3 separate regions of the Homo sapiens genome follow, and regions 1 and 2 are each linked to region 3. A link is a loop called in an ENCODE intact Hi-C map of the cell type or tissue named here. Cell type or tissue: heart right ventricle. All regions are shown on one strand. Links, peaks and the distances in the headings refer to the core of each region. The heading gives the core; the rest is flanking DNA.

The links. A loop is a pair of places that touch in the nucleus more often than their neighbours do. Peaks named below come from ENCODE experiments on the same cell type or tissue, not always from the same donor. Only the 100,000 strongest peaks of a DNase experiment are listed, where the experiment ranks them.
Region 1: a loop joins it to region 3, with 2.2 times the contacts of the local background. A loop is called at or near these places in 48 of 110 quality-filtered maps.
Region 2: it touches region 3 in a loop (7-fold over the local background); 23 of 110 quality-filtered maps call a loop at or near these places.

What each region holds. Positions count from the first base shown.
Region 1 is chr3:134,360,083-134,368,009 of GRCh38, forward strand. AMOTL2 (angiomotin like 2) reads right to left here. Exons shown (of 10, transcript NM_016201.4): 3 at 7,415-7,721; 4 at 6,201-6,345; 5 at 5,735-5,827; 6 at 1,430-1,725; 7 at 24-331. It overlaps MIR6827 (microRNA 6827), which reads right to left and starts at 7,780; the gene lies at 7,722-7,780. RefSeq lists a silencer at 1,265-1,559. In heart right ventricle, for the core only: no CTCF peak of the experiment used is centred there; a DNase peak (open chromatin) is centred at 4,239; H3K4me3 peaks cover 1,416 bases; H3K27ac peaks cover 5,000 bases.
Region 2 is chr3:133,816,452-133,824,378 of GRCh38, forward strand. SRPRB (SRP receptor subunit beta) reads left to right here. Exons shown (of 7, transcript NM_001379313.1): 6 at 427-481; 7 at 3,102-5,041. The coding sequence ends at 3,315. RAB6B (RAB6B, member RAS oncogene family) reads right to left here. Exons shown (of 8, transcript NM_016577.4): 8 at 7,784-7,927. Among named protein-coding and RNA genes, the nearest start is that of SRPRB, 15 kb to the left of the region's middle. In heart right ventricle, for the core only: CTCF peaks have their summits at 2,581 (motif pointing right) and 2,788; a DNase peak (open chromatin) is centred at 2,580.
Region 3 is chr3:134,209,548-134,217,474 of GRCh38, forward strand. RYK (receptor like tyrosine kinase) reads right to left here. Exons shown (of 15, transcript NM_002958.4): 3 at 1,961-2,060; 4 at 148-282. Among named protein-coding and RNA genes, the nearest start is that of RYK, 37 kb to the right of the region's middle. In heart right ventricle, for the core only: CTCF peaks have their summits at 2,490 (motif pointing left), 3,536 (motif pointing right) and 3,738; DNase peaks (open chromatin) are centred at 2,467 and 3,544; H3K27ac peaks cover 1,042 bases.

The DNA.
Region 1 (7,927 bases), core at 1,677-6,676, 150 kb after region 3:
GTGCCTGGCCTGCAATGCCGAACCTGCTTTCCATCTCCTGATGCCTGTGGCCACCAGTGAGCAGACCCTCATTGAAGCTGCTGCTGGGTGAGGGCTGGGGGGAATGTCGGATGAGAGTGGTGTCACGCTGAGCAGCAGCCGTGGCAGCCGCATCCATGGCAAACTGCCTCATGGCACGTTCCTCCAAATACTTCTGCTCCCACTTGGTCATGTCGGCCTCCAGCGCCAGGATCTGCTCCTCCTTCTCTCGCAGTTGTTCTGACAGTCGCAGGGCGCTGAGCTCTGGAGACCCACCACTGCCACTGCTACCACCTGGGGCACCTGCCTGTCTCTGCAGAGCAAGGAGTAGAGACCGTGGTCAAGGGTGCAGGTTGGGGTGTGGCAGCCACTGGTCTTCGCCTCCACACGACTGTCACTTGTACATGTACGTGTTCAGCCATACACAGCATACATTTCCCCATCCTTCCTCTACCGAAATGGGGATACAGCACAGGTCCCCATACCCCTGCCCTGAATCCTAGGGCAAGGGCATAGAGACCAGACAGATAATCCTCCAAACTGGCAAAGGGGGTGCTATCAATAATTATACTGGGAAAACTGGTGTACATTAGAACAGAACTGGGCAAACCAGGGGGTTCAGTCACACTACCTCTGTGGCAAGGGTAGGTTTGGGAGTGGAGAAATAACTCTATTTGGTTTGTAAACACCAAGAGTTGTTTACACAGAAGTCCGAAGTGAGGCTAAGCACAGTGGATCTGGACAACCATCTTTCCTCCCAATCTTGGGGAGGCATATAAAAGCTGGCTGGTGGCCAGACGCAGTGGCTCATGCCTGTAATCCCAGCACTTTGGGAGGCCAAGGTCGGCGGACCACGTGAGGTCAGGGGTTCAAGACCAGCCTGGCCAATATGGTGAAACCTCATCTCTACTAAAAATACAAAAATTAGCTGGGCGTGGTGGCGCACGCCTGTAGTCTCAGCTACTCGGGAGGCTGAGGCAAGAGAATGGCTTGAACCTGGGAGGTGGAAGTTGCAGTGAGCGTTCGCGCCACTGCACTCCAGCCTGGGCGACAGAATGAGATTCCATCTCAAAAAAAAAAAAGCTCGCAGGCCTTCTATATCCAGGTTCCTGACTTACTTTCTCTAGAGGTCAAGGACAACTAGCCCTGCTGCTGCCGAGGACAGGAGTCCCCCGAGGCTGGACATGGGCCAGGTGGCAGGGCCTCTACTAAGACAACGAGTGGAAGGGAGCACGCAGCAAAGGTGGAGCAGAGAGCAATCATCCTCGCCGCCTTCCAACGGGCCTGCAGCCTAGATCTAAGCAGGGGCTCCCGGGGCCTCAGCCCTGGCCTCCAAACCTACAGTCCCCGAGGAGGAAGGGAAGCCAACATCCTCAGATGCTGCCCTAGCCTGGAGACTTTCTCAGCTCACCTGCTGTGCACGCAGGGCCTTGAGTTCCTGCTCCAGGCGAGTCCGCAGACGCAGCTCCAGCTGCTCCCGCTTCTCACAGGCTGCCTGCAGCTGCCCGAGCGCCTGCTGCAGCCGCTCCACTTTCTCCACATAGGCCTGCTTCTTGCGCAGCTCCTCTTCGGCTCGAGCTGCCCGGCCCTGCGCATTGCCCAGAGCCTGCTCCAGCAGCTCGGCACGCCGCCGCTGGTCCTCGATGGCGCCGCGCAGCAGTGCCATCTCTCGCTCCAGCTTCTCTTGCTCCTGCTGCTGTTCGTAGCCTGTAGGGAGAAAGAGGCTTGATCAGTGACAGTGACCACGTTGGCTGGCCCCATTGCCTCCTGGGCTCAGTGCTGACCACTGGATGAGCACAGTTGCTTCTCATTCTCTCAAAAATAACAGGAATAAGGTACCACTATTAACCCTGTTTCATGGAAGAAGAAACCAAGGCTCATGTTAAGTCAGGAGTAAATGACAGAGCCCAATTCCAGGACCCTTGCAGTAACAACTGGGCTACCCTGCCTTTCTACTGGGACATACTGCCATGGGACAGCCCCAAACACCATCCACTTGTGCCAGGGGCACCATGTCTAAAACACATCCACAATATCCCTTGAACCTTGTGACGGCTCGAGACTGTTGAGGTAGGAACTGTGATGCCCATGTACAGATGAGAAAATAGAGACTCAGGTAGGCTGTGACATGGTCCTCCTTCCAGTGGGAGAATGAAAGAAGGGGGAACAGAACCACCATCGGCTGTCGGCACACCAGGCCCTTACACATCTTATTCCACGAATCCTCCAGCCCCTCCAGGGAGGATTTGGGATCCCCAACTTATAGGGGAGAAACATAGGAGGTGAATGGTGCTGCCAAATGGAAACCCCAGTTGGCCACACTACAAAGGCCCAGGCTGCCTCTGGCTACATGGTGAGGCGTTTGTACTTATAGGCCACCCAGAGCTCTGGGGCTCCTTCTGCAGACCCAGGCCGAGAGGTCCGTTGAGGGCTACATTTCCTTCCATGGTCTGAAAAGAACACTGAGATGTAAGCAACCAGGCTCAGAAGGAAATGCAAAGTCTGCAGTACAGTGAAAATGACTATGGCCCAAAGATTAGTGTGTAAGGGTCAAGCTATCCTGACTTTTAAATCATTTTGTTAATTGCCCAAAGAAACTGCTCAGAGGCCCTCTCCATAGGGCCAGGAGAAGCCCAAGCCAGACCACAGAGCCCTCCATCTGATGTTCTAGCCTTAAATCCACCTCCCAGGCACCTGCCCCTTGAGAGTCCCAGGCTGCCCCCTGAGGAGCAGGTCAGCTGCCTACCTTGCTGGAGAGCAGGTGGGGGGCAGGGCTATGGGCTCCCGCTAATGAACCTAAAGGCACTGTCTCTAGAACAGCATTCTGATTCAGTGGAATTTTCTGCCAGAGTGGAATTGTTCTATACGGCACCCTCCAATGCAGTGGCTACTAGACACACGTGCCACTGAGGACTGGAAATGTGGCTAGTAAGATGGGAGAACTGAATTTTAAATTTAATTTATTTTCATTAATTTCAATCTTTGGGCCACATGCAGCTAAGTACCTATCATATAGGACAGTGCAAGTTCTGGAACAGAAGGGTGAAGGCTTGAGACCTTGGCATGTGGAAGGGAGGATTCATTTACTCAGGTCCCTGGGGCAGGGCAGGGAGGACACAGAGGCAACTCAGGTTAGCTCTTGATTCATTTTGGATGTTTGAAGGCTGAGCCCAGGATGGTATCATTCTGTGGCATGGAGGAAAATACGAGGAAGTCCAATAATATTGAAACGGATGTGTTCATACTTCGCTGGCTTAACATCCATTGAGTGGGGTGTTAACATCCATTGAGGAGGGGCAGCCAGGTTGGGACTCAGGCAGGGAGGACCCTCCCCTAGTCCACCTGTGCGTTCAGTTTGCCCAGGGCCTGCATCTCATTTCAGCCTTAGCATGACTCTGTGGGGAAGGACTCTGTCTCATCTTATAGCTGGAGAATCTGGGGCGCAGGGAGAGAAGAAATATTCCCAAGGGGGTGGAGCTAACAGGCCAGCCTCAGGCCTCAAGGCCAGATCCCCAGGGGGCACTGCTGGCCTAGAAGGGCCAGAAGGGCAGTGCTGGGGGGCTGCGTGGCTTGCCTAGGAGGAAAAGCAGATGGCATTGGTGATAATGGCCACACTTTCCTAGTGTTGACTGACCCCAGATAAAAGGGAGGTCAATCAGACACCTCCCTTTGCAATAGCTACTAGGGAGCAAGGAAGAGCTGCTTGGGTTTCCTCAGCCCTGGGGGAGGAAGGGGCCGGAGGACCCAGCCCTCTGCTTCCAGAAGCTTCCTGCAGCCTTGTCCAACCTCTAAGGCCCTGGTGGGGGCTGGGAGGCTTTGAGCTCTGGCCATCCCCTACCAACAGGACCCTGATAAAACCTTGGGCCTGCGGGATCTCGGGAAGGAGAGCTCCTTAGTAAGAAATAAGTGGTCTGGGTGCGGGTGGGAAGAGGACGCCCGAAGGCCAGCGGAGGAGGGCAGGAAGGCAGGCGAGGCGCCGACGGGACCCGGGATGCGCCTTGGGCAGCGAGCGAGCCCCCACCTCCACGTTCCAGGCTCCCTTTGTGCTCACCCTCCCTCCTCCCAAAGCCGGGCGAAGGGCGCCAGGCAGCGCGCACGGGAGGGAGCGGCGGGGGGCGGGCCGGGAGCGGAACAGCTCGCGGCTCTGGAATGCCAGGCATCCAGGTCACCCGCGGCTGCAAGATTAATGGCTCCAGCGAGGAGCCAAGAACAGCTCGGCGCTCACTCGCTCCCCGGGGAGCGGAAACGCCTCCCGGCCGGCCCCCCTCTTCTCACCCACTAGCAAGCTCCCAGAAACCCGCCCCATGGCTTCCTTTCTTTGGCAGAGTCAGGCTCCAGAAGTCCGCCTTCCTCCACAGGCACCCTAATCTGCCGTGCCCTTGCAGCTTCTCCTCCCCAGACTCCTCAGGGAAACCCCAGGGCTGCCCCCTCCCCTTTCTCCCTCCTTCCCTTTGACTCCTTCCCAGAGACCTTAAGCCGCTGCCATCTCACCCCACCCAGCCAGAAGAGACCAGCCTACCTCCTGCCCCACCCTGTCAATTCCTTCAGTGCTGTGTTCCCCCATTCCCTGCCCTAGTCTTTGAACCCTCTTTGAAGGAAGATAGGGGTGCTGCCAGCCAGAGCTAAGTCCTCAAGCTGCTCCTCCATTTCTGCACCCCACACTACCCTTTGTGCCATTCACAGTAGGGTTCCTGTGAAGACTCAAAGCCATGTTTACCCAGCTACCAACCACTCCCATTCCACTTCTCTGCAAACACCTTGAACAGCACTAAAGCTCCTAGTAGGAGCTCAATAAATAACTGTTCTTAGTCTCTTCTGATTGCTAGAGCCTCCTGCTGCTGAGCTCAGGGCTCCCTTTGCCACCCACCCCATGTACCTCTTGAACTGCCCAATAGCTCCTTCACCTCTGGCTGGCTCTCCACCCCTGCCATCCCCACAGAGCCCCTCTCTCAGGCCACCGGGGCTCCTAATCACCGGTTTCTAGGGCCACCCCCGTTGTTCTTTTGCATCTGTGGGAACCTGCTCCTTTCTTAAGCTCACCACTTCCTTCCTGACCTCCCTGCCATGGTACCTTCCTGGGCCTGCTCCCATTCTCTCTTGAACATCTGCCAGTTGCTTAAAACACATCTGCTAATGAATGAATAAATGGACTAGTCAATGAACTTGCCCATTCTTCAAGGATGCTTAGACCGCCCCGTTTAGAATGCATCTGTTGGTTAAGGTCTAGGATCCCATTTTTGGCTGCCTCAGATGCCTCCACTTGGCTTGCTATGGCTCAGCTCCACCATGCCCCCCTACCTCTCACATTCCCATTGCACACTCCCGACCTTTCTGTTGCCAGGAACTCCCTGGGAAGCTCTCAGACCTGTCCTTCTCCTTCACCTCATCTGTCTTCAGGGCTACCTTGCCTCCCGCACTGCCCAATGCACTGCACTGGTGGTCAGCACCGAAGCTCAGCAAATCACTGCTCCCTGGCTTTCCCTCTTGTGTCAGCTGATCTTCTTAAAAGATACAGAACTAGATCCTATTCTTCTTTGGAAGCCACTTATCCCCACTATCCCCAGATCCAGTCTAGTGTTGGGCATACAGTGGGCAGTAAACCTGCTCCCAAAGTACTACTTTGCAAGGGGGAAGGCCAATCTTCCTAGTCCAGAGGGTGTGCAGCAGTCCCATTGCCTGCACACAGGCCAGGCTTCTTAGTGGGGCCCCTACTCACTCTGAGCAAGCAGCTTGGCCACCATGTCCTGACTGCCGGCCTGGGCCTCCTGTGTCTTGCTTGCCAGGCGGCGATTTGCAGATTCCAATCTCTCTGTTTCAAGGGAAGGAAAGATGTTTTAGTGTCAGGTGAAGCTGCCAGCTTGGGATTTTTCCTGACGTCCTATCAGGATGGGGCTGTATCCTCCATATTGGGGATGGGTTCATAAGGAAACCCCAGCTCAGCTCAGGGCCCCATGGGTGGGAGCCTCCTCTGTCAAGAGCCATCATCCCTGAGGGGATCCTAGGCCCAGTACATAGAGACAAGCATCTCTCTATCAGGGCAGCTCCAAAGGGGTCTCAGCCTGGCTCTCTGAGTTCATCTGCACTTTTGACAGAGAATAGAGATTCCCAATTTTTCTCTAGAACAAAAGAAGTAAGTCCTCTGCAGAGGTTCTCCAACCTCCACCTGTGTGACTGGCTCTCACCTCTAAGATCCCGGTTGAAGTCTTGCAGCCTCCTCATTTCACTGTCCATCTTGTTCCGCATGGTCTTCTCCAGGGCCTCACGCTTGGAGGAGGCTCTGGTCAGGCTCTCATGGGCCTCAGAGAGCCGCTGGATTTCGCTTTCCAGCTGCAAGAGTCAGACAGCAGAGCTGAATGAAGGCGAGAGCTCCCAGGGAGTGATTCGAGGCTGACCCACTACTCTCCATCAGAAAAGGTGACAGATGAGAGGCCACCAAACAGGAGCAAAACCTCCAGGTGACTATGGTGGGATGGTCAGAAGCTTGTAGCCTCCGGAAGTAGAATAGACTGCTGGGACCAGCAAGCAACGGTCCCATCGGCTGCCCCAAGGACCAGATGCTGAGTGAACCCAGGGCCAGGTACTTTGGAAGTAGCTGCCTGCGGGGTGACTAAACACAGCTTCCCTGTGCCCAGTGTCCAGAAGGAAACATTCTACTCTTGGCTGGCTTCCACCAAGAAACTGAGTACAGTTGGCCAGAAGTGGGCACCGAAAGACTCCAGCCATGATGGGGTGGTTTGACCTAACTTGGACACCACAGGACAGTCAAGGGAGGCCTGAGGCCATCTGCTAAAACTGAGCCTCAGCGGAAAACTGGTAACCCTTCACTAAAGAAGCGGGCACCAGGCAGAGCTGCCTCTGCCTGGTGTCCCAGGCATCACCATCCACCCAGAGGGCCAGCTGGGCCCCGGCTGCTCCTCCCACTTGGCTGCTGGCAGGTTCCGCACGTGCTCTTAGCTGGCCTGTGATTCCAACAAGTCGCCCATTTTTTTTCCAAGAGGAGAAGTTTTCTTTTTGGCCAGGGCTGGCCTGGAACAGACTTGCTGTTGTGTGGGGGACACAAAGGGCTCTCTGTGGGAGGTGTCCATGGGAGGGGGTGTGTGCAGGGCAAGGGTGCGAGTGTGCAAGGAGCTGGTGAATGGGCTCTTTCTAATCACCACTGGCCAGCAACTGTTCATGCTCCAGGCCTGCTCTGCCGGCCTCTCGGCTGTTCCCCAGCTGTCTGGAGTCAGCTCAGGAGGGTGCATGAGGAGTGAGGGAGGTGGAAGACAGAGGGATAGGGAGAAATCCAGCCAAACAGTTTTCAGGCTCCTCTGCCTCTCCTTGGACTACCCACTCCCCAGGTAGCCCCTCGGGGTCTCTTTCTGGTCTGCCCTTCTGAAGCCCCAGCAGGGCCTACCTTCTCAATGCGGCCAGCCTTCTCCGCAGAGCTCTCCAGCTCCCTCTGCAGCCGCTCATTGTCTCTCTGCAGCCTGGCATTCTCCCTCAGCACGGCCTCCATCTGGGCCAGGTGGGCACTGCCCGAGGTGGCTGAGGAGGCCTGGGCACTCACTGGCCCCTCCACAGCAGGTGGACTGAGGGAGCTCAGGGGGCCATGGCCGAGAGCAGCTGGATGTGGGGGAGGGGGGTGCTCCTGAGATTGCTGCAGGTACTGGTACTGCTGCTGCTGTTGGAGGAACACAGGAGGCACCTGGGCCTGCAGGATCCTGGGGAACAGAAGAGACGGTGCTCAGAGACAGCACAGACCCTCATGGCTCCCACCAGAGCAGCCCGGGGTCACCCCACTCCTAGGCATACTGGGAAGATGGTTAATTATTATCAATAATTAATATATTATTAAAATTACTGCAGATAATTATTCAACCCTCTAGTGTTAGGCAGGGACCAGTAGGGAAGGCCTTTTCCAAATGTT
Region 2 (7,927 bases), core at 483-5,482, 390 kb before region 3:
AAACATACCGTCTTAGGATCAATTGGAAACATGCTAAGTTTACTTTAAAATGACAGATAGGGCACTGTCTTTTGGCATGTGAAGGCACTTCTCATAATCACAGCACTGGTAGGTTTTCTTTCTGTTAAACTGAGTAAACTTATATGTTTTGAATTGAAAGGTCTATAAGGTGTGGAGAACTTTAGGGAAAGCTAAAGTCAGTTTTAGGGTCACCAGCATAATATGTTTATAAGCATTATCTTGGGAAAGCCCCTAGTGCAAGTATAAAGCTTACTTTGATAGAGAAGGAACTAGTGATAAAAGGTCTTTTTTTAAAAAAAGAGAAAAACTTACTGGTTTAAATAGGAATTTTCCTTCTGTGTAAGAAGTCTTGGGGAAAAAACTCATTCTCGTTTAAACTACAACAGTGTCTTTATTTCTTTACAGATATTGCAATGGCAAAATCAGCAAAGTTAATTCAACAGCAGCTGGAGAAAGAACTGTAAGTGTGAAAGAGGCCTGTTGGTTAATTATATATCTTAACACTTAGACTGTAAGCAGCATATTCATGTTTCTTTTGTTTGGTTTTATGTGATTATCACAATTATAGACTGAAGATTAGTGTGATAAATATTTGTTAAATAATTTACAAAATAATGGAATCACAAAAACTTACTAGGGTGCTTATAGATATTTTAAAATTTCATGGAAAGAAGATTTTTTTGAAACCATAAACTTAATTTATTTTACCATTGTTACTAAATCATTTATAGTTGAAAGGTTTTAGAAGCTAAAAAAGTTTACATGCCAACTTGAGAACGGTGTTATTTCAGTGAGTGGAAGTGTTTGTTCACCACTCAATAATGCCTGTGAAGTGGTATTTAAGGATGCATGTAAATAATAAAAAATAAAAACTGAGAATCAGGAAAAAAGAAATTAAAACATTTAAAAGCCACTTTGGAAATTATTGTTGACAGAATAAGAACAGAACACTGAGGAAGACTACAAGTCTTTGATACTACATTATAGCTTCTTAGATTGTTAAAATACTTGGCAATATTATATATCCTGCTTTGAGTGTTTCAAGGTTTGTAAATTGAGCTATAAGCTTTTGAATTTTAAGGCATCTAGCATGTCTTCTGCGTTATGCCAATTTGTAAGAGCTAGCCAAAAGCTGGTGTAGAAGAAATGATCAACATTTATAGTAAAGCAAGTTATGTTTTCTTATTGCTTTTGTGTAAGGCCTTGAAAAGGATCTGATGAGGAAAAACTGTATAAATTCAACTTTTAGAAACTTTTCTCCCCACTATGACTTACTGACTCCCTTATTCATTTAAGAAGCACCTGTAGTGCATCTAGTGGATGCCAAGACTGCAGTTGGGAGCAGCTGTAGGAGGAAATGTGTTCCTGTACTCAGGAGCTTAGAGTCTGGTAGAATCTAGTCAGCTTCGGGCATTGGCAAACTCCTGCCTGGGCCTGCAAGCCAAGAGTAAATCGACATTTTTAAAGGGCAGGTAAAAAACAGAAGAAAAATATGCGACAAAATATTTAATTTCTGGCTCTTTGCAGAACAATTTTGCCAGCCCTGCCTATGCCATTTTCAGTGGTTCCTTTCCCGTCTGGAGCTGCGAGTTTATCACCCTGTCCTCCTGTGCTCTTGATGCTCACTCTCTTGGATTGTATCTGTTGCTGCCATTAGGTTAATAAGGACATTGGAACAATTGGATGGTTGGGTTTTTCTAAAAATTCTCTTGAAATTGTTGGGAATTGTTTTGGGGAAGCCAAAACTGTCATAATGTTATTTGTGAATCAGTCTTGGGTTATTTTTAACAGTACAGTCCAAGTCTCCCGTGGTTAAAACACATGTTTTCCATAGGCTGTTTGCTTTTCACTCTATAGACTTAGAGAAAAACAATACAGAAGCCAATCCTTTTTTAAAAGCATTGAAAGGCAATGCTTTCTTAAAAGGCAGTGAAACAAAATGTTGACAAATTGTAAAGGTTAACATCAGTTAAAATTCGGAATCTGACTAATTTTAATCTCAGATTTATGAGAATTAGGCCCTGTTAGCTTAGAGGCATTTCATAGTCTCTCAATAACACGGTATATTATATTTACATGGCCTTGTGGCAAAAGCTGAATACATGTTTTACTTTTTTCCTTAAAAAATTTTTATTGTAAAATATCTTACTTATAATAGTATATATGTCACATGCATTAAGCTTAAAAAATATTAAAATGAATACCTATGTACTCACCACCATGCCTAGAAGGCCCCTGTTTCTCCCCAAAAGCTTTTCCCTCAAGAGGTCAGCAATATCCAGTTTTGTATTGTTTTTTAAAAATACTTTTACAGTGTGTGTGTGTGTGTGTGTGTGTGTGTGTGTGTGTGTTCCTTCCTAAACAAGGTATTGCTTAGTTTTGCCTGTGGATTCTTCACTAATTTTGAAGCAACTTTACAGAACAAGAAATGCTTTATTTTGTAAGAAAGAAGATTGGCAGCATGTATTCCTCTGCTTCTGGATAGCAGAAAGGGGAAGGGGAGGCCGACAAATGAGTGTTGCTTATGCACCCTTTATTAGGGCCAGCAGGTGGCAGTAAGGGGACTTACATTGGGAAGGTTTTGGTGGTTAAAGAGGTTGGATAATAGTAATTCTGCCCTAGTTAGATATGAGAATCTGGAGTTGGTGGATTTCTAAACTCCATATCCAAATAGACTCAAGATAAAAATACATACCCTATCTACCCACACTTAACTTTCAGAAACTTATGTTTTTATAACACTTAAAGCATGTATTTTAAAAATATATTTTTAGACGGCTTCATTCAGTAGATCCTCTTAGAAGGGGGCCTTGGGCTGAAAGAAAGTTGGTGTGACCTGGTCTACTGCTGACCTGCCTTCTAGCCCTGTGAGGTCTGACCCCCCCAGCCCGCCCCACCTACCTCACCTCTCTGTCCAAGAGAGGGACTTATAAATGCAAAGGATTATTCAACAATCTTAATAGCATAATTGGCAATTCTATAGTTAAGTTTTAAATGAGTGCTGAAATGTTTAGAAACTAATATGATTTAATTGCTGTATAAAAATTTTGCCTCCTGACTTCTTTCCTTTTGCCCCACAGCAACACCTTACGAGTTACCCGTTCTGCTGCCCCCAGCACACTGGACAGTTCCAGCACTGCCCCTGCTCAGCTGGGGAAGAAAGGCAAAGAGTTTGAATTCTCACAGTTGCCCCTCAAAGTGGAGTTCCTGGAGTGCAGTGCCAAGGGTGGAAGAGGGGACGTGGGCTCTGCTGACATCCAGGACTTGGAGAAATGGCTGGCTAAAATTGCCTGAGAGGCAGCTCTAAAGCACAAGACCTGGATGTGTGACACACAGTTTTGGAAAAAGGTCTGTGGTAGTCTGGAGTTGATGAGGAAGGGGTACAAGATGTGGTTAGAAACATTTCTTTGTTCTGGAAACAAAGTACTGTTGAAACCAGCTTGGAATTTTTTTTTTTTTTTTTTTTAAGTTCAGTTCTCCCTTATGGCTGCCTTTCAAACAAGTACCTTTTATCTGATGCCTGTATCTTCCCTTTGTTAAGGTGTAACTTGATGTAGGGTCAAGGTTTTTGTGACAACAGGCAGACTCCACACAGAGAGGATATGATGAGAATATGGCCATCACCTGAAAAGTTTTCTTATCTTCTGTGCTTTTGGTCCCTGGAAACAAATCCGCCTATGTATGAAGCTAGTTGATTTCCAGTTGCACTATTTCCAGTTGCCTCTGAAGTTCACAGGCAATACATTGTCTAGTCCTTTGCGAATTTCTCTGATTTGTGGGCACAGTTATGAAGTTTCCCCACATGTGAAGACAGGTACAAAATAGCAGAGCCAAGCAGACAGTGGGTCTATTCTTCATTAGCTCAGTGACTTGTCCACACTCGTCTTAGCACTTACGTTTCAAAAGCTTGTCACAAACCCTTGGAGTCATTCCCAGATAATAGAACTGGAAATGATAAATCCCCTAATGCCAAGGGTCTAGTGTGTTCTTAGTGGTTATACTGGGAAGTGTGTGGAGATTTAGGTGCTGCTCTGCTGCTCTGGATGGCTGAAGGCTCCTGGGCCATCTTCATGTGCTGCTTGAAGAGCTCCTATTTTGTACTCCTGGCTAGAATGCTGTGGAACAAATACAAAGTGAAAAAAGTTCTCTGTAGATTTCTGAAGTGCATATTCATTGATGCCAAGAAAAAAAAAAAGTTGCCTTTTTGAAGTGATGTTTTTTGCTGTCTTCTTAAACACAAGGCTTTTTTGAATGATTAGTATATTTCATGGTAAAGAAAACAGCCTGTCTGGCTCAAAGCAATTAAATAGAATGTAATGGTGAGTACAAATGAGTGCACATGTCAGGACTCAGGTCTAACTCCTTGTCTCCTGAGCCTAAAGATTGCAACATACACAAGAACACACTCCTATTCCTACCCCACACACTCAGGGACAAGCCCAACTAAAGCTTACAAGGAGACCAGGGTGGCTCTGTCCAGGGGAGAAGCCAGTTATGGAACAGTGCATTGAGAGCCATGGTAGGAGAGGCCCACAGTTCTCTGGAGCATGCAGCAGGGGCACCCCACCTGGCCTTGAGGATCAGGGGGAGTCAAAGGATAAAGCATGGGGCTGATGACGTCTGAGGGAGTGTGATCCTCCATGTATGGCCTCTGCCTGCTGTCTCACATGTCCCTTCTGGTGGTCACTTGGGCTCTAGGAGTATACGTCACCTCAGACCATCTGGCAGAAATACTCCAGGCTCCTACCCCAAAGCACATGTCAGCCTTGCTGCTGGAGCACGAAGACAATGTAAATGAAACATGAAATGGAGGAGTTGTGAGACCCTGACCCTGAGTCCTTACTTGAAAGCTGCTGCTGGTGTTCTGAGTGTCTTTTGGACTCTTATTTCTTGCCCTTTTCCTTATTAGGCAAGCAGTAACTTAGGAAGTAGGTAAGAGCAATAAATGTGACATGTTATGTCATCATAGTAGGAGCTCATGGGAATAAAAGTCAGTGGCTTGATGCTTCTGTTAGAGGCATGTGTCCCTCTCAGCCTCTTTTATTTTTTTCTGGTTAATATCTTACTTTATTGGAGGAAGCAGCACACCAGAAAAAGTGACTGAAGAAGGGCTGCAAGTTTGAGTTTGATTCAAGGCCTAAAGAAGGTCTTCCAAAAAAGGATAATTCTATCTGGAACACTGGTCTCAAATGTTAGTGGGCATCAGAATTACCTGCGATGCTTGTTAAACTGATTTGAGGACCCTACTCTCAGACAATTTGATTCAATAGCAAGTCTGGTATTGCCTCAGGAATCTGCATGCTTAATAAGTCTTTTGTCAGTCGCATGGCACCCCTAGAGATGATCTGGCCTGGAGTGTCACGTGTGCCTTTACTTTGTTTTTAAAGTCTCTTGGGGCACACACCCTGCTGAGTTTTTCTGACAGGGTCAAGTCAGCAGGCATGGGAACTCTGACCTTGCTTCTTACTCCTGTACTAGTAGCAGGCATTCCGTTCTTGTGGCTTTGGGCCAGGATGAGGTCATGGTGACTAGTCTTTGGGAACTGGGAAGGGTTTTGATGGGAGGTCAAATGTGCTCTCTCCACTCAGGTGGTGCCCTTTTGTGGCCCTGAGGGCATTTGACTAAAGTAGGCCCATTTCATGAGATGGGCAGGTGTGGCCAGAGTAGAAGGATGGATGTCAGGTCTTGGAGACGGGCCAACTAGGCACGACTGTATGACATAGATGAGACTTTTGAGCTTGAAACACCTTGGGAACATGGCAGTGTATGGACACCGAGACCTCCTAGGACAGCAGCTGCCTAATGCAAATGACCCTGTTCCCTGCTAAGGCTGCAGTGAGATGCCCTCATGGAGGGGCAGCTGTGATGAGTGAGCCCCAGGCACTCTGTTGGTGAATATGTCCACTTCTGGAATGGAATCTCCCTAGTGGGTATGGACACGGGCAGACCCAGAGGGGTCTAAGCACTGCACTGTTTCTTCCTTTGGCTCCTCTCCAGTCCGGGCCTTGGTAGCCTCTCCACTACCAGGTGCCTGACAGTCTACTGGGGGTTCCTAATCAACAGCAGCTGCTGTTGGTGGGGAGTCCCTGGGGTCTGTCACTTCTTCCCACTGCCTCTGTCTCAGTGCCTCCTGGGCTGTCAGTGTTCCCCTGTGGTCCTGCCTTGTATGAAGCGCTGGCCATGCTCTGTTGACTTAGATCATTTCAGCCAGTCTATGTTTTTTCTTGTTTTTGAAGTTTTGGGTTCAGCACAATTGTCAAAGCTTCAGTTGGCTCATGCCTGTCCTCACCTGAAGGCCATCAGTGGCAATTAAGATGCCTATCTCTTTATCTCATCCCTTCACACATTTAAGGAAAGGTGATCACCCACCTACCTTCATTTAAATGCGCAGGAAAACAATCCCACTTCCCTTCAACTGTAAACCTCGAGAAACTTGACTGCTCACAAGAGCCTTGTACGCATTTATCCATTGGGTAAAGGCCACGCCTTGCAGCAGACCATGGAAATACTAAACAAAACGCAATTCCTGCTTTAGAGGCTAGTAGCCCCATTCTGAGGTTAAGAAACGTGCCCTTTCAGTGTGGTTTCCCTGCTCTCTCAGTAGTGTGAGCTCCATCACTGCTGCACTTGACTCCTAAGCGCTGTGTGGGCTTGTGGTCAGCTGCCAGCCATGCAGCCCCAACGGGACTGCCACTTTTCCACTGGCCTCTGAAGTGCCAGTGTTCCCATGATGCTGATGTGTGAGGCACATGGCCATGTTCTGTTGACTTGAATATATTGTTTCAAGGGTTTTTTTGTTTTGTCGAGACAGAGTCTCACTCTGTCGCCCAGGCTGGAGTGGCAGTGGTGCCGTCTCGGCTCACTGCAACCTCTGCCTCCCGGGTTCAAGTGATTCTTCTGCCTTAGCCTCCCCAAGTAGCTGGGATTACAGGCCTGTGGGACCACTCCTGGCTAATTTTTAGTAGAGATGAGGTTTCACCATGTTGGCCAGTCTGTTCTCAAACTCCTGGCCTCAATGTCTCTTCTAATCAAAGATGGCTTCCTTGAGGTGGCAGCAGATTGGAGGGTGTTCTGGAACCTTTATAAGCTTTAAAAGGAAAGGTAATTAGTGAAGTTGGACTTGAAGAAGAGTGAGATTCCCGGGCAAGGGCAATTTACCTAATCTTGGCCTTTGTTCCTCTTTGGATTGGTCCCAGGACTGTGCTGGCTTTCTGAGCATCTTTTAGTCTGGAGATAACTGAGACCTGGAGGGGCCACTCAGGGATGTTCCTAACTGGTGTGGTGTGGGGCTGGGGATGGAATATGGCAGCTAGATGTTGTCAAAGGTCATTATAGTTCACCTTAAGTTCTTGCCTTTAAATGGCTTTCTGAAAATCACCAGAAGCATGAGAGATCCAGTCCCTGTACCCTCTCCCCCCTTCCTAATCCCCTAGCCATGGCAAGCAGAGTGGGGATGAAGGAATATATCGTACCCCTGACTCAGTTCTGCCTGGAGGCTCCCTTCCCATCAGCCTTTCAGCAGAATGGAGATTAGGGGAATGCGTGTGGATTTACTCTCATGAGTGTGTCCCATCTTTACCCCTTCGGAGTTGGTGGACAGCCCAACTCCACCAGTAGGAGGAAGAAGCAAAGCAGCAAAGGGCTTTAGGTAGTGGACATACCACCCAGGCATGACAAAAGGGACTCTGTGGAGCACACACTTCAGGAACTGTTTTTGAACCCCCCCATTTATGACTGCACCACTTAAACACAGACAAGAAGCTTTGTTTTGAGAATTAGGACAGTTTATTGTTTGACCAACATGCTGAGTCTTTTCCACATTTTACACAGTTTAATGTGAAATCAACATGGCGGCTATGTCTTCTGAGCCCATAACAGATGGAATTGCCACCCTCTGTGCTCCTCA
Region 3 (7,927 bases), core at 1,140-6,139:
TCTCAAAACTTCACCTGCCAGTGCTCTTTTCTCACTTGCAACTATAATCATGAGTTGGACATACTTAAATCTGTGAAAAAACAACAAACTCTATTTTTCACCTTCTCACATACATGTAAAACATATTTTGGTAAATAAATTCCTTACTTTTGTAGCACATTTTCCTTCGTTTAAAATTTAAGACGGTAAAATTTTTTGAAGAATTTACTGTCAAGTTGAGCTGCATTAGTATCATAACTTCAGAATCTACTTTGCCAGTACAGGAAAGCTCTACCCGAAACACTGTTTAAAAAAGATAAGAAAAATATTTTACATTTTCTAAAAATCAACATTAATGCCCCAAAATGATTCTTTTAAACATTTTAGAATTACTTATTTTTGCTGCAAGAAAACTAAAAGTAATACATTTAAATAAAGTAACTAAACAAAAGTTTTTAGAGATCTTCAGACTACCACACCTCTAGACATTAAGCATTTAATTCATTATGGATATAAAAGTTAGTATTAAAGAACAAACCAAGACATCAATGAAGAGATAATTGTTTTCAACTTCTGCTCATTGTTTTTAATACACCACTTTGTCTCATAAGTCCTGCTATTCCAGTACACTAAAACTGAAGGATCATAAGGCAAACCTTAACAGACACATCAGCAATAGTAACAACAGAAATTACATGATCAAATGGAAAGACAACTCACTACCAAAATGCAAGTATGTCTGCTCTTAATAAAAAGATTAAATATAAACCTGTAAATGAATCTGATAAATTGTCAGCTATCACCTTTCTCAACAGAAATTGATTTTAATCCATAATTGTAACAATGGGATAACAGACTTCAGTGCATATAATTTTTTTCCCCAATCTTTAAGATTCTTTTCCTACAAATTTAAAACCTATCATTCTACCATCTGTATGACTGCATTAAAGATATGGGCATTTCTAAATTCCTTTACTGCCCATAAAAATTTAAGCAGCCCTCCTGTGCTTTATTTAAGCTTAATGTATGTCACTGATAACAGTGAATATGACTGCCAGAAAAAGTTTCACAACACTATTGTGGCTGATACTTTCAATTTTTAAAAATATCCATTTCTTACAAATACCACAACTTCAAGAGCCTAAGAAGTTAGCTCAAAAGCAGTTAAATTGGTGTAAATAATACACTTATTCATTTACTCAGACTGTACTGAGTGCCTATCCTGCACCATACTCTATGCTATGCATCAAGGGAATTGCTAGATATGTAATCAGTGCAAAAACAGTTAAATATAAGGTTCTAAGGGGTAGGAAGAATAGAAGTTAACAAATGAAAGAAGAGAAGGTGGCAGAAAAAAGACAGTGCAGATCTTGAGTCTTGCAGAATGAGTAGGATGAATAGAAAGGAGTTCACGAGCAGAAAGAGGAAAAGATGATCCCAAATACTGAGACCAGCACATGCAAAGGCTTGAAGATCAGAACTGCATGTAGTCTGGAACTGCTACAACTCTGGGGCAAGTGCAGCAACAAGGCTAGACAGGCAGGCAGGGGCAGATGGTAAAGGATCCAGGACACAAGGTGGTGAGTCTGGAATGTTCAGTTGATGGGAGTGGAGAGCACTGATGGGCTTCACGTCACAGGGTCAAACATGACCGTGCAAAGATCATCTGGGCCACAGGGTGAAATGTGGTGCCTAATCAAAGGGAAACAAGATCAGGCACAGGGACTCATGTGGAGGTAAGTACCAGCAATGCAGAAAAAGAGACAGGGAGGGCGGAGCACAGAGAGTTCCAGAAGGACAGAAAAGAGAGAATGGTTTAAGAACACAGTGCAAATATTTACAAAAATTACTTTTCACAGTACTCATACATCTTATGCCTATCAAGTAATACACACTACACATCAGTAAACTTCTGTTTTGGGGCCATAGGGGATGCAGTTGAAAAAGTATGTTAACTCTGTCTTTGAAGACTCTTACTTACCTGATAAAGTGCGTGGAACTTCCCCCTGAACAGAAATGTTGACCTGGGGCATATCCATTGCCAAAACATTGTCCACTTGGAATCCCAGCTTATATTCAACCTGTAAAATAGACAAAAATAAACAAAATGGACCTGTGATAACAAGAAGGATACTATCAGCTTGACTTCATTAATTGGCTCATTAATCAATGGATGAGCCTTTCATATGTACAAATAATCTAGCTATAAAAAAATGCAAATTGTCAGAAACAGTCCTAAGAATTTTCAATTGGATAAAAATTCAACCAAGTAAGCCACCCTCTATTTTAAGTCCACAACAGGACCACCACTCTTCCATAAAACCTGCCATCTAGGGTCAGAAATCCTGCTGAGAACTATGCAGCACTGACAGAGAGGCCATGGAGAGCCAGATATGAAGAACCAAAGCGGTGAGATATGTAACTGACAGACCATAAATAGCTACCAATGCCTTCTCTGGTTGATAAATGAAAGCCAAGCTCGGAGGGCCTCCTTGTGGCTGGTGGAGGAAGGTCTGCTCTGCAGACCCACTCACACAATAAGCAGATTCCAAGGTAGATTTCTCATAGAATATCTAAGTCACATCCTCTAGTCTTGCTCTCACCAAAAAGAAAGTTCATGTTTAGATCCCCATTTGACCTCTGGATCTACTTCTTAAGTGATTCAGAATCCAGAAGGGAAGACAGGCAACCCATGAGATGTCTCTAAAACACCAATGTTATCTATCAATACTTGGCCTACCCAATGTGGCTTAACAGAACCAATCAGCATCAATAATTAAGGCTCTGTTGCTATGGAGAGTTCATGAAAGAAGCAGCTCAAACTGCAAAGCAATAGCTGAAATTCAGAATGGCTGCCAGCATCAAGACTTTCAATGAAGCCCTACAGTTCACATCACTCTCTGCCCTGCCCACAGGTTCTTGATAACTATGGTATCCCTCTCTCATTCAGTGGTCACAAAAGGTATCATTGGTGGCAGACTGAGATTTGCAGAGCCACGAGGCAGCAGGTTGGGAAAAGAGTGAGAAGAAAGATGTTCGATAAACCATTCTTCAAGAAACTTAACTAGAAGAATGGGAGACAGATGGTGAAGTGGGGGGTGTTCCAAAGCTTTTCTTTGTTTTTAGATGAGATATTCAAATATGTATATATGCTAGTGAAAAAAGCTAACGAAATGGTACATAATAAAGATGAAAGAAAAGAGGGAAAGAGTATCATCCCAGATATAAGGGAAGGGATGGCCCTTACGCTTGGGCTAAGGTGGAAGGCGTTGTTACCCATGAATAAGAAGGGCTCAGTCCAGAATTTGATTCCCCTTGGGGTTTCTCCTTTCACACTCTATTTAAAGTGTCTTAGCTAAACACTGTAGGGGTATGCAAACATTAAACTCTTCCTTTGCAGTTAAGATAGGTACGTAAACAACTGTTAAAGGCTGTGTTTGATAAGTGCCACATTCCCAACAAAGGAAATGTTCTTGCTGCAGCACATCAGTGACTTCGAGGTACCTTGGCTAGGAAGTGTTCACATTCACCTTAGCATATCACAATACCATTGCTGCCACCAGGGGGTGCTAGAGAGCCACAGCCAAGCAAGTTTGGGCAGGGAATGAGCAAGCTCTCCAGCAATACATCAAAGAATGCATTATACATCCCTACACCGATGCTATCTCTGAACAGGACCATACATGAAGGGTAGGTGCACAAAAGAAATCAGCACCGCCAGCAAGAACTGGGTTTGGAACCATGAGACCATGTGACTCTTAGGTAAATTTGTAACTTCTCTGAGTTTCCATATTTTGTAAAATAAGGGTAATACATGTTATGAGGATCAAATAAGATCATTAATGCAATACATACTGTTAGCCTGGCACAAGTCTCCTCTGACATCAGCAGCATCAGCAGTCATTCCAGAACAGCTACCTTATTGCCATGCTGCACTTCTCCATAATCATCAGCCCACTGCTGGCCCCAGGGATTCTGACACAAACCCTCCTGGGTCTGTCAAGAACACTGTTGCAGGCCTTCTGTTTTTTCCCCATTCTGAGAACCTCCCTATTCAGAACAGCCTCCTACACTCTCTGCCTCTTCACAAATGTCTTCCCACCTTCTCCCACAACCTGGCTTTCCTCAGAAGTCATCTGTTCCCCTTCCTATCATTCAGTTCCTACAACACCTGACCCTCAGGGCCTAGACAGTAGGGTCGGCACTCTTTAGGATCACTAGGTCCTTCCCAGACATCCCTTCCTCATGCCCTCATGCAAATCCCCTCTACTTTGAAGTTTATAACTTCTTTTTTTGAGACCGAGTCTCACTCTGTCACCCAGGCTGGAGTGCAGTGGCGTGATATCGGCTCGCTGCAACCTCCACCTCCTGGGTTCAAGCGATTCTCCTGCCTCAGCCTCCCGAGTAGCTGGTGGGACTACAGGCACACGCCACTATGCCCAGCTAATTTTTGTATTTTTAGTAGAGACGAGATTTCACCATGTTGGCCAGGATGGTCTCGAACTCCTGGCCCCAAGTGATCCACCTGTCTTGGCCTCCCACATTGCTGAGATTACAGGTGTGAGCCACCGCGCCCGGCCGAAGCTCACAGCTTCTACTCATAATGGCTACTTCTCATGCCATCAACACCAATAAGCCACACAGGACTTGCAGAGGCCTTGGTCTCCTGCCATGTTCTCCCTGGCTTCAATATTCAGTATTCAATATCCTGACACGCTAAAGAATTACTTCACTACCAAAACAAATGCAAAAATGCCATTCTATCAAAGATCCCATCACCACCTCTGATTCCTACAAAACTAGTTCTCTGATTCCATCACTCCAAGTCAGCCAACATTTATGAGGCACATTTATGAGCCAGGTGCTGTGTTCATAGCAGGATGCAGCAGCCAGTTAAAGCCACTTCCCTTCTCTCCAGTATAGCCGTGAACACCTAGTTTCATGTTCTCCACAGCCCAAGCCCTAAAGAAGGCAACATTACTGACAGTCATATTGGCACCTTCAGCTGGTTGACTCCTTCCAAACCCTCAAAGGGCAGCTCTAGCATCCTGACCACCCCTTCTTACTCTACTCCTGCTGCTCAGCACTGCTGAAGGAAATCCATCCTACAGAAAAGGAGCTCTTACACAACAATGACCTCCAGTCTCAGGGGAGGCCCTTAGTTCTACTCAGCAATCCCTTCCTCACTGACCCTCTTTTCCCTCGTCTTATTCCAACCTTACAGGCCTTCCCCACCTCCTCACACTCAATGTTTTTGTCCCTTTCCACTAGTACAGAGGAACCCCATTTCTGCCTTTCTTTTCAACACCCCGGCAGATCTATTAGAGCATCTATTCTTTTCATTCTAGTCCCAAGGAAAGGTCCATTTTCCTCTCCAAATGTAAATCCTTCAATCCTAGTACACTAGGGTTCTAGCCCATTTCACCACTGATGGGATATCTTAATCGTCAATTTCTCTCACTCTCTTTTACCTTCAATCCCTCTCAAGTGTCCAATTACCTACTAGGCAATTCTATCTAATTATCCTACAGCCTTCCAACTTAACAAATTCAAAGCCACACTTACTATTTCCCCAGAAACTTGCTGTCTCCTTTATTCTAGGTCTCAGTTATCACAAGGAGAGAAGGAGCAGACCAGAGACCAGAACCCCAAAGTAAGCAGAGAGGGCCTGGCAAAGGGGTCCAGGGCCATAACTGCAGTTAAAAAAGCAGCTAAGACTGGCGCCTGAGCATCTCAGTGTGGCAAGGTGAAAAGGAGGAGAGAAGGGAAGGAAATGAGGCTGTGAGTGTAGCTGGCCAATGAGGGCACAGGGAGAGGTGCAAAGGGCTGAGGAGGAGATTTGAGAAGGCAGCCCCTTTGGTCCTATCAGCAGCTTAGAGGAATATGAAGCATGAAACTGTGGAAGCCTCCTTGCTGGCTCCTTTTTTGAGGAACTGTCTAAAAATGGGAGGCATTCACAAGGTAGTTCTCTTTTCCCTCTGCAGTCTTTAAGATATAAATTTTAAAACTGCAGTTTCTGGGATTAGAGAAGAAATTGCCAATTATTGAAGTCCAATTTTCTCTAGTTTGGCATGTATCGATCTGTAAGGACTCTCACTTGCCAATCATCCTTTAAAGAAACAGATCTGCTCAAAAGTTAAATGTACAGTCTACTGGGACAAAGAAATTTGAACAGCAGTTGTTTATCAGAATGTAGAGTGAGCCAAAATACTTCAGAAAAGAAACTACAGGCTAGGCGTGGTGGCTCACACCTGTAATCCCAGCATTCTGGGAGGTCAATGCAGGTGGATCACTTGAGGCCAGGAGTTCAAGACCAGCCTGGCCAACACGGTAAAACCCCGTCTCTACTAAAAATACAAAAATTAGGTGGGCATGGTGGTGGGCACATGCTACTCGGCTACTCGGAGGCTAAGGCAGGAGAATCACTTGAACCTGGGGGGCGGAGGATGTAGTGAGCCAAGATCGCACCACTGCACGCCAGTGTGGGTGACAGAGTGAGACTCAGTCTCAAAAAAAAAAAGAAAAAGAAAAAGAAAATAAAAGGAAAGGAAAAAAAAAGAAACAAATTACCAAAAATATCAACATTTGAATAAACTGAAAAATAAACATTTTTGCTTATGTTCCCTTACTTGGAAACAAATGGCAATTACAAATAGGAAGCTGGTAAGTAAAGCCATTTCCTTCTGGAACACAGAGAGTACAGATTTAAAGTGAATACACTTGTCTACAGCCAAATAGCCTTTTAATTTCTCTGAACTTACTAGAAGTAATGCCTTTCTCATAGAAACCTCACTCTGCAAAGGACACAGCTGCTGGCCTCCAGCAGTGCCTGCTGGAACTCTGGACAAGTTCCCTGCAACTCCTAGAAAATGATGACGAATTCCTGAAAGCACAGAACAGCCATGGGGTAAGGGTGGGTAGTGGGAATATTCTGCTACATTCTGGCAAATTTTCGCTTTTCAGATATCTAAAATAGCTACTGACGGCCAGGCGCGGTGGCTCATGCCTGTAATGCCAGCACTTTGGGAGGCTGAGGCGGGTGGATCACGATGTGAGGAAATTGAGACCATCCTGGCTAACACAGTGAAACCCTGTCTCTACTAAAAATACAAAAAACTTAGCTGGGCATGGTAGCGGGCGCCTGTTGACCCAGCTATTCAGGAGGCTGAGGCAGGAGAATGGTGTGAACCCAGGAGGTGGAGGTTGCAGTGAGCAGAGAAAGCGCCACTGCACTCCAGCCTGGGCGACAGAGTGAGACTCTGTCTCAAAAAAAAAAAAAAAAAAAAAAAAAAAAAGCTACTGACACTTAACAGACACAGTTACATGTTTCTCCTGGATATTGGGGAATGTTCTGGAATACAGAAGAAACTATCTGTTAAAGCCTCTCAGTAGCCTGCTTTTAAGTGTGTGGTCTTGTGAAAAAGAAGCAATACCAGAGTTCTACTCCCAACTCAAAATGCAATTAACACAATGGTCTTTCCTGACCACTCACTAAGGCATGTGTGACCTATGCGCTAAGAGTAAGACAGCTTCAAGCCTCTGAAGAGACCACAATCTGTGTGGCAAGACAAAATGGCGAAAACACTGAGAAACAGTATTACCAGAAGCTGTGATATGTGAAACTAATGTTAAAGTATCTACGATGTTGAACCGACACATATCAGGGAGCCTGCAGATCTCTGGAAGCAAATATTTCATCTTCTGGCAAACCTTAAAAAGCAAGAACCGAGGGTTTCTGATAAAGTATTAGAGCTTGAGAGCCACGGCCCTCCTTCTGAAAGTTCATGATTACACCTCAGGGTTAAATGATCAGGTGACAAACCCTTCATCAAGCCTCCCCTGCCCTCACGTGTGACTTTCCCATTTCAGGTCATCTCTACCTTCTGCTTCCTCTAACCCTACTTCTCCTACCTTAAGCAAATCCCTTTCCAAATCTGGGTCTTAATTT